Linked DNA regions of Homo sapiens: region 2 is linked to region 1. The links are chromatin loops, found by intact Hi-C in ENCODE. Cell type or tissue: B cell. All regions are shown on one strand. Each heading gives the region's core, and the rest is flanking DNA. Links, peaks and the distances in the headings are about the cores only.

What was found. A loop is a pair of places that touch in the nucleus more often than their neighbours do. Peaks named below come from ENCODE experiments on the same cell type or tissue, not always from the same donor. Only the 100,000 strongest peaks of a DNase experiment are listed, where the experiment ranks them.
Region 2: it touches region 1 in a loop (14-fold over the local background); 59 of 110 quality-filtered maps call a loop at or near these places.

Annotation. Positions count from the first base shown.
Region 1 is chr4:70,649,803-70,654,204 of GRCh38, reverse strand. No RefSeq gene overlaps it. Among named protein-coding and RNA genes, the nearest start is that of JCHAIN, 15 kb to the left of the region's middle. In B cell, for the core only: CTCF peaks have their summits at 1,694 and 1,900 (motif pointing left); a DNase peak (open chromatin) is centred at 1,904; H3K27ac peaks cover 435 bases.
Region 2 is chr4:71,008,126-71,012,527 of GRCh38, reverse strand. All of the region lies in intron 2 of DCK (deoxycytidine kinase), which reads right to left. Among named protein-coding and RNA genes, the nearest start is that of DCK, 17 kb to the right of the region's middle. In B cell, for the core only: CTCF peaks have their summits at 2,127 and 2,327 (motif pointing right); a DNase peak (open chromatin) is centred at 2,347; H3K27ac peaks cover 2,866 bases.

The DNA of each region.
Region 1 (4,402 bases), core at 209-4,208:
CTGGTGACTCTTAAATGAGAGTTATTGAGGATAGATTAAAGCCTTTCTTTAAGTTGTATTCAAACATTTGCTGGTATTAGTGGAACATTTAGAGGGGCACACTAAGGAATCAATGTAAGATGTGGTGGCCATGAAAGGAGCCTCTCAGTTCTCTGCAAAGAATGTAATTGACCTATAGTTCTGAGATCCACTGTGTTTGTGCAAGGGACACTAAGACAGGTCAGTTCCCGGGAGACACAGGACTCTTCTGATGGGGCACTGACTTGGGGACTCCTTTTTATCTTTGCTGAAAATTTCTTAGCACTGCACCTCCAGACATTATCTGTCCAATCATCCTTCCTATCCTCTTTGCTCCACATGGGTAAGACCTGCATCAGGATCCGAAGACTCAGCCTTCTTCGGCTCCCTTCCCATTATCCCTCACAGATGTTTTCCTAATAAATCTCTTGCACCCACTAATCTCATCTTGCAATTCTGCAGGGTCCAAATTAACACAATACTGATTATGATCTATCTGATTTAGTGATGATAACGATGATAGCATTCTTCAAGTACCAAATGATTTATCTATGTCATCTCATTTTATCCTTACAATAACTTTTTGGGTATTTCATATTATAAATGAGAAAACCAACTAAGTGGATAATTAGCCATTTGAGTGGTTCACTTATCTAGTAAATGGCAATGAAAAGTCTGAATCACTCTGCTATAGTCTTAACAAACATCAATTGAGGCTCTTAGAGAATCACTATGTCCACTGTAACATTTTCTTAAACCTCATGTGATATTTTGAGGTTAATGTGACCAATTCATTGACCTGTCATAAGTCTATTATAAGTTTTGCACCTTTTGCCCCCCCTTTTTAATTTGAATTAAATGGATGACATTTTAAAAAGACAGGCATAAATAGGTACAATTGGTGAGAAATGTTTTTCTTCTGCATAGTTCTTGACAAGTTAGCCATTTGCTCAGGTAAGCACACTCAGCAGCAGCCAGATGAAAATTATATTAATCAGCAATAAGAATAAAGCCCTTTAATGGGATTTCCAGGTCTTGGCTTTGGGGTAGCAGTATAGTCTAGTGGATAAATCCATGGTCTATATTGAAATACATACTGTAACATTGGCCAAGTTAATTCAAAGATTGCTTCCTCATTTGAAAAATGGGAGCAAAAATAACTACATTGATTTTTATAAAAATAAGGATGCATGCTGTGTCTGCATATCACTTATTACCACTGTGGTAGCAATTAGCAACAATCCATAATTTACAGTTGTTATTATGTGTTAATTTTCTTTGGCTCTTCTCCCTGCCTAAACAACAAATAAGAAAAGAATGTAAATATATGTGAATATATATTGGGTCAGTGATTTTCTGGGTTTTTTTTTTTTTTTTTTTTTTCAGACGGAGTTTTGCTCTCGTTTCCCAGGCTGAAGTGCAATGGTGCAATCTTGGCTTGCCGCAACCTCTGCCTCCTGGGTTCAAACGATTCCCCTGCCTCAGCCTCCCAAGTAGCTGGGATTTCAGGCATGCGCCACAACGCCTGGCTAATTTTTTGTATTTTTAGTAGAAGACTGGGTTTCTCCATGTTGGTCAGGCTGGTCTCAAACTCCCGACCTCAAGTGATCTGCCTGCCTTGGCCTCCCAAAGTGCTGGGATTACAGGCATGAGCCACTGCGCCCGGCAGGATCAGTGATTTTTCAAACTTTAGAGTGTATGAGAATTACCTGGAGGACTCATTAAAGTAGATTGCTGAGCTCCACCTCAGAGATACTGATCAAGTAGCTCAGAGATGCAGCTGGAGACATTGCAGGTCCCACAAATTCCCCAGGTGCTACTGAGGCTGGAAATTACAGGAGAGCCACTACTTTATAATTATAAACCTCCACTTCCATCTAGTGGTTGAGTTACAAAATACAATGAATGTACGTTTTTAACACGCGTTGTTTCATTTAATTCTCCTAACATTGCATAAAACAAGTACTGTTTTCACTTTACAAATGGTAAAACTGAGCTGTGAGGGTGATGAAGTAACCTGCCTAATGTTTTTCAGGTATTTGGAGAACTGATGATTAGCTCCAAGGCTGTCAGACTCCAAAGCCAAAGCTCTCAGTCAGTATGTTATTCTGTCTAAACATCCTTCAAACCATCTTCCTCGGTAATTCCACTTCTGAGGAAATAACCAGAAATACAGACAAAGAGAGATAGAGATATCTATTACAATGTGATTTATAATAGTGAAAATTCATAGGAAACTTTAAGTCCATCATCAAGGGAATGGTAATATAGGTATACTTCAAAATATTTTACATACAACTGAAGTGAAACATCATGTGTTTTAAAATTTATGGAAATTGATATACAAAGTGAAGAGGAAAATGTAGGATTTTGCATAAAGGAGTGACTTTAAGAAAATTCCAGGCTGGATGTGGTGGCTCTCGCCTGTAATCCCAGCACTTTGGGAGGCCGAGGCGGGCGGATCACAAGGTCAGGAGATAGAGATCATCCCGGCTAACACGGTGAAATCCCATCTCTACTAAAAATACAAAAAAATAGCCGGGCGTGATGGCCGGCGCCTGTAGTCCCAGCTACTCGGGAGGCTGAGGCAGGAGAATGGCCAGAACCCCGGAGGCGGAGCTTGCAGTGAGCCGAGATTGTGCCACTGCACTCCAGCCTGGGCGACAGAGAGAGACTCCCTCTCAAAAAAGAAAAAAAAAAAGAAAATTCCCTACACATACATGGGAAAAGACTTGAGGGAAATAGGCCAAAATGTTATTTTTTTGTTTCCTTTTACTTTTTAGTATAGAATGTTCCAAATATTCTACAAAGACTGTATATTTTATAATTAGAAAAGTGTTAATCATTATTAAACTTTTAATATTAGTTAATACATTAATATTAATTTTGGTGAAATTCTAAATATTTATTCATTTGCATAAGATAAAGAGAGTGGTGTTTACTTAGAATCTACTCTGTACTCAGCACAGTGCTATGAGGGCCACATAAGAAGAAGAACTGGGTCTCACTTTTTCAGTTTTCCTATTTCTTCTATAGGCAAAACTAACACAGGAAAAAATTAGCACACAGTATAAGACACAGTTGTGATTAAATATTAAAGATCGGCTGGGCATGGTGGCTTACAACTGTAATCCCAGCACATGGGGAGGTTGAGGTGGGTGGATCACTTGAGGCCAGGAGTTCAAGAACAGCCTGGCCAACATGACGAAACCCCTGCTCTACTAAAAATACAAAAATTAGCTGGGTGTAGTGGCCCACGTCTGTAATCCCAGCTACTCAGGAGGCTGAGGCATGAGAATTGCTTGAACTAGGGAGGCAGAAGTTGCAGTGAGCTAAGATCGCATCACTGCACTCCAGCCTGGGCAACAAAGCAAGACTGTCTCAAATAAATAAATAAATAAATAAATAAATATTAAAGATCATGTACTGTGAGCCTTCAGGGAAGCTGGGTTGTTAGGACTGGGGTAATCTTGGAGGAGATGTTAACTGAATGGGGCCTTTCCTGATGGAGAATAGAACCTTCTAGAACTACACGAGCCAAGCAGTGAAAGAGGAAGAAGCATAACACAAATGTCAGAATAGAGACAGGATCAGCCTGCTCCTGTTTCTCTTTCTGTCTTGAATCTTTCACTTATATGCTTAATTTATACACATCCCCTCAAATTGGTGATAGTTTTTTCATTGGTCAAGACCTTTCTGTTCCTTCCCTGGTGAGTGTGAAGTTGCCACTTATTTAGAGGGAGCAGCCTACCACTTTGCCACCCTTACCACTTTGCCACTTTGTCCACCGATTGGTTGAATCACTACCACCTGGGAGCATGTTAATACCACAGAATGGTGGGCTCTGCTCCAGAGCCTCTGAATCAACATCTGCATTTTAACACAGTTCACAATCATATACACATTAAAACTGGAATAATGCTAGCATGGCATGCAACACTGTCAGAAAACAGCCTGAATCCAGAGGCAGCTGCCAATGTGGTTTAACAGATGAGGAATGGGACTGACAAGGTCTTCTCTGAACAAAATTTTGTTTTCTTTTTCTTTTTCTTTCTTTCTTTTTTTTTTTTTTTTGAAATGGAGTCTCACTCTGTCGCCCAGGCTGGAGTGCAATGGCGTGATCTTGGCTCACTGCAATCTCTGCCTCCCGGGTTCAAGTGATTCTCCTGCCTCAGCCTCCCAAGTAGCTGGGATTACAGGGGCCGGCCACCATACCTGGCTAATTTTTTAGTATTTTTAGTAGAGACGGGGTTTCACCATGTTGGCCAGGCTCGTCTCCAACTCCTGACCTCAGGTGATCCACCCGCCTCGGCCTCCCAAAGTGCTGGGATTACACGAGTGAGCCACTGCACCCAGCTGAGAAAAAAATATTTTTACTGAGTTA
Region 2 (4,402 bases), core at 116-4,115, 360 kb before region 1:
CTCCCCCTACTGGGGGGTGCCTCTCAGTTAGGCTATTCGGGGGTCAGGGACCCACTTGCAGAGGCAGTCTGTCCGTTCTCAGATCTCAAACTCCGTGCTGAGAGAACCACTACTCTCTTCAAAGCTGTCAGACAGGGACATTTAAGTCCGTAGAGGTTTCTACTGCCTTTTGTTCAGCTATGCCCTGCCCCCAGAGGTGGAGTCTACAGAGGCAGGCAGGCCTCCTTGAGCAGCGGTGGGCTCCACCCAGTTCCAGCTTCCAGCCCACTTTGTTTACCTACCCAAGCCTCAGCAATGGTGGGCGCCCCTCCCCCAGCCTCACTGCCGCCTTGCAGTTGGATCTCAGACTCTTGACATATAAATATTGTGGGGGGTGGGGAAGAAACAAAATACAAAACTGTATACTGTTCTTTCAAGTAAGATCTATGGTTATCTCTGGATAATAAGGTTATAGGTAAGTTTTAGTCCCCTCTTTTGATAATTTCTAATATTTCCTTAACTTCAAACAGTAAACAGGTATTACTTTATAATATTTTTTAAATTACATATCACCTCCACCAAAATTTAATATATTACATTATTAATTCAACTATGTAAAAGATACATACAGAGTGGTAGGATTATGAATAACATTTATTCTGTTCTCTATAATATATGTCCATTTTCACTTTATGAAAGAATACTTCATTGTTATAGGAAGTACAGATTATTGTCAAGGTAAGTGAAAAATAGAAATATCAAGGTCAGCTATAAAATCATTTATCTTTTAATTCTAGGTCTAATCTTTGTAAACATTGCAAAAGAGTTGAATTAAGTTCAACTGTAAAAGATCAGAGTCTACCAAACAAGATAATTATAAAATAGCCAACAGGCCAGGCATGGTGACTCATATGCCTAATTCTAGCACTTTGGGAGGCCGAGGCAGGCGGATTGCTTGATCCCAGGAGTTTGAGACAAATCCAGACAACATTGGCAAAATCCTATCGCTATAAAAAATACAAAAATTAGCCGGGCATGTTGGTGTGGGCCTGTAGTCCCAGCTACTGAGGAGGCTGAGGTGGGAGGATCACTTGAGCCCAGGAGGCGGAGGCTGCAGTGGGCTGAGGTTCACCATTGCACTCCAGCCTGGGCAATAAAGCAAGACTCAAAAAAATACAAGCCAACAAAAGTTATCACATCTATTCAAAAGGTACAAGTGGAAGTGCTTTATCAAGCATTCTTAACTAATTTTCAAGAATGACTTACTAAGGGACAGAGCAAGACTCCGTCTTAAAAAAAAAAAAAAAAAAAAAAAAGAGACCTCACACCTGTAATCCCAGCCCTTTGGGAGGCTGAGATGGGTGGATCACTTGAGGTCAGGAGTTCAAGACCAGCCTGGCCAACATGGTGAAACCCCATCTCTACTAAAATTACAAAAATTAGCCAGGCGTGGTGGCACATGCCTGTAATCCCAGCTCCAGCTACTTGGAAGGCTAAGGCAGGAAAATCGCTTGAACCTGGGAGGCAGAGGTTGCAGTGAGCCAACATCACACCACTGCACTTCAGCCTGAGCGACAGAACGAGACTCCGTCTCAAAAAAAAAAAAAAAGAATGACTTATTAAAAGTAAAAAATATGCTGTTCTGTCATAAATAAGTATGGTTTACACCTTCTTTATCACAATTACTAGTTTTTCAGTGGCTTATTAGTGGTAAGAAGTATTGGATAAAAGTAAAATAGTACGGGTAATGCGTATGTTAATTAGCTTGGTTTAACCATTCCACAATGTAGACATATTTTAAAACATCATGTTGCATACCATAAATATAATTTTTATATTATATATAATTTATATTATGTATATAATTTTTATATTATATATAACTTATGTATATAATTTACATTACATATGATTTATATATAAATATAATATAAAATTAAATATAATTTTTATCTGTAAATTAAAAATAAAAATATCTTAATTTTTTTAATTAAAAGTAAAATAGTACTTCACAATAATAGTGATCCTCCAAAAGAATTCAGCTCAATGAAAAAACAAGACAGAGACAGCTTCCTAACAGACTGCATATCTCAAAAATAAGCTAAAAGGAAACAATTAAATCAAAACTTTGGGCCTAAATAATAACATAAATCACCACATAAAGTACATTATTATTATTTTTAAAAACGTTCCATACCAAGATTGCTAATAATCTGAGTGGTATGTTTTAAAGATCATTCTCACCAAGAGAGATTTGGAGAAGGGAGAGAACATAATCTTTGGTGCTTTGCCTCTTACTATTTTGCCAAAATTAGGAGTACCTTATCAATAGTATAGCAACATTTCGGCCACTAGGTGGCAGGTTAAAAAAAAAAAAAAAAAGCTAAAACAGCAAAAGCTAAGCATATGGGTGCACAGTAAGTTGCTAAACGAAGAGATCAGAGGTACCAAAGGCCCAATTCTTCCAAATCTACAAATGCCAAGAAGTGTGATGAAACAAGAACATCAAAGTAGGACTGACCTTGCCAAGGTTAGGTCTGAAAACAGTCACTTCTCATCACTAACAGCATTCTAAGAAAAATTGACATTTGAATAGTGGGTGATTCATACTATAACCTCAAGGAATAGATCAAGGATGAGTCTGGGGAAGAAGGACTACTGGATGAAGAAATAAAATCTCACTTCTTGAGTTTAGTGGAAGAAAATATCCAAAGATACAGGGAAGCCACCCACCCAACCATCCTCATATTCCACAACTATATCTCAAAAATACTACCCCCTCTGTACAGAAGTACAGAGAATTAACAACGGAGCAGTCCCCAATACACACAAAAAAGCTGAAGCTACCTTCCAAGAATGTGCACCAAACTCTAACAAAGGTAATCAAATTGTAACATCATGAAGACATGACCAGATTACAATAAACGGCCTGATAAAAGAATATGTTAATAATAATAGGATCACCTGCATGCTAGTTATAAAGAATGGCCAGTTTGGCATTCTGAATCAAGTATATGGAAAGAAAATGTCCCATCCCATAAACATGGATATCAGATTCAGAAAGCCATTAAGTCTTAAAATGAAGACAAATGTATTAATGCATCACAGTCTGATGACACAGTCTGATTAACATGATTTAACTAATCCCTCTGGGCTCTGATTCCAAGCTCAACAGACAACCTTATTATAAATTGTCTTGTCTTATATACGAAAGCAATGTTTTTCAACTTCTCTGCAACCTAACTAAAGAGTTCAGTATACTCCCAACAGTTAACAGTGATTCACTAGGGTGATGACTTTTAACTATGAGGCATCCCACATATTTGAACCTCCAAGGGATTGTTATTTTAAAAAGCACCCGAATCCTTGAGATTCTTTCTTGTGTGTACAAATTATGGAATACATGAGAAATTTTGTACATGTATATAATATGCAGTAATCGAATCATTCAGGGTGTCCATCACCTGAGTACAATGTATTTTTCCATTCTACCTTGCTATAAAACACTGAATTATTTCTTCAAGCTTCCTGTATATCTGTACACTTTAACTCACTCCTCTTCATCTTCCCCTCCTCCTACCCTTCCCAGTTATTGTTATCTATTTTTCCACACTCTATCTCCATGTGTTCAAACTGTTTAGCTCTCAGACATTCTTATGACTTCCTTCCACTGGTTGAGAATTACGAACCAAATAAAGAATAAACTGATCTAAATTCAATTACCTTAATGATTACATTTCTTTCTGCAAATTAAAATTTTTGGCATTTTGGTTTTATATGTCAGTTTCTGTGCCCTTGGTTAATGTGAGGCATGCTGAGAGTCAAATGACAAATATGTCAACGGACCTTAAATGGAGGTCACCTAGTCCAATACCCTGTTTAAGAATACCCTCTATTTTCCAACATTGGTTTAATCTGGTTAGTTTCTGTCTACTACCTGAGGATAACTGCACTGACAGCTGACCCCAGAAATAAAAGGAAAAAGAGTTGCTTTTAGAACTCCAGTCTCTCCTTCAAAAGCTAAGCAAACTTGAGTAGGTACTTCAGCGAAAAGCTACATTAAAAATGCAGTGAGAGAAGACAGATGGCTCAGAGGAAAATGGGCAAAAGGACCCAAGTGGGCACTTTGCAAAAATCAAAATGACTAATAAACATATGAAAAGGAACACAGCCTCATTAGCCAGCGGGGAAATACAAATTAAACAAAAAAATAGTAAACACTCAGCAGAATGACAAAAATGAGAAAGCCAGACACTACTAAATGCTGGCAAAGACATAGATTAATGAGAGCTTGATTACACTGGGGGGAGAGAAAATTGGAAAGCCAGTTTGGAAAACAGGCATCATAAGCATTCCCAGTAATTTTACTTCTTATTCCTACAGAAACTTTTGCATGTATGCGGGTGAATTTATGTTCACAGCA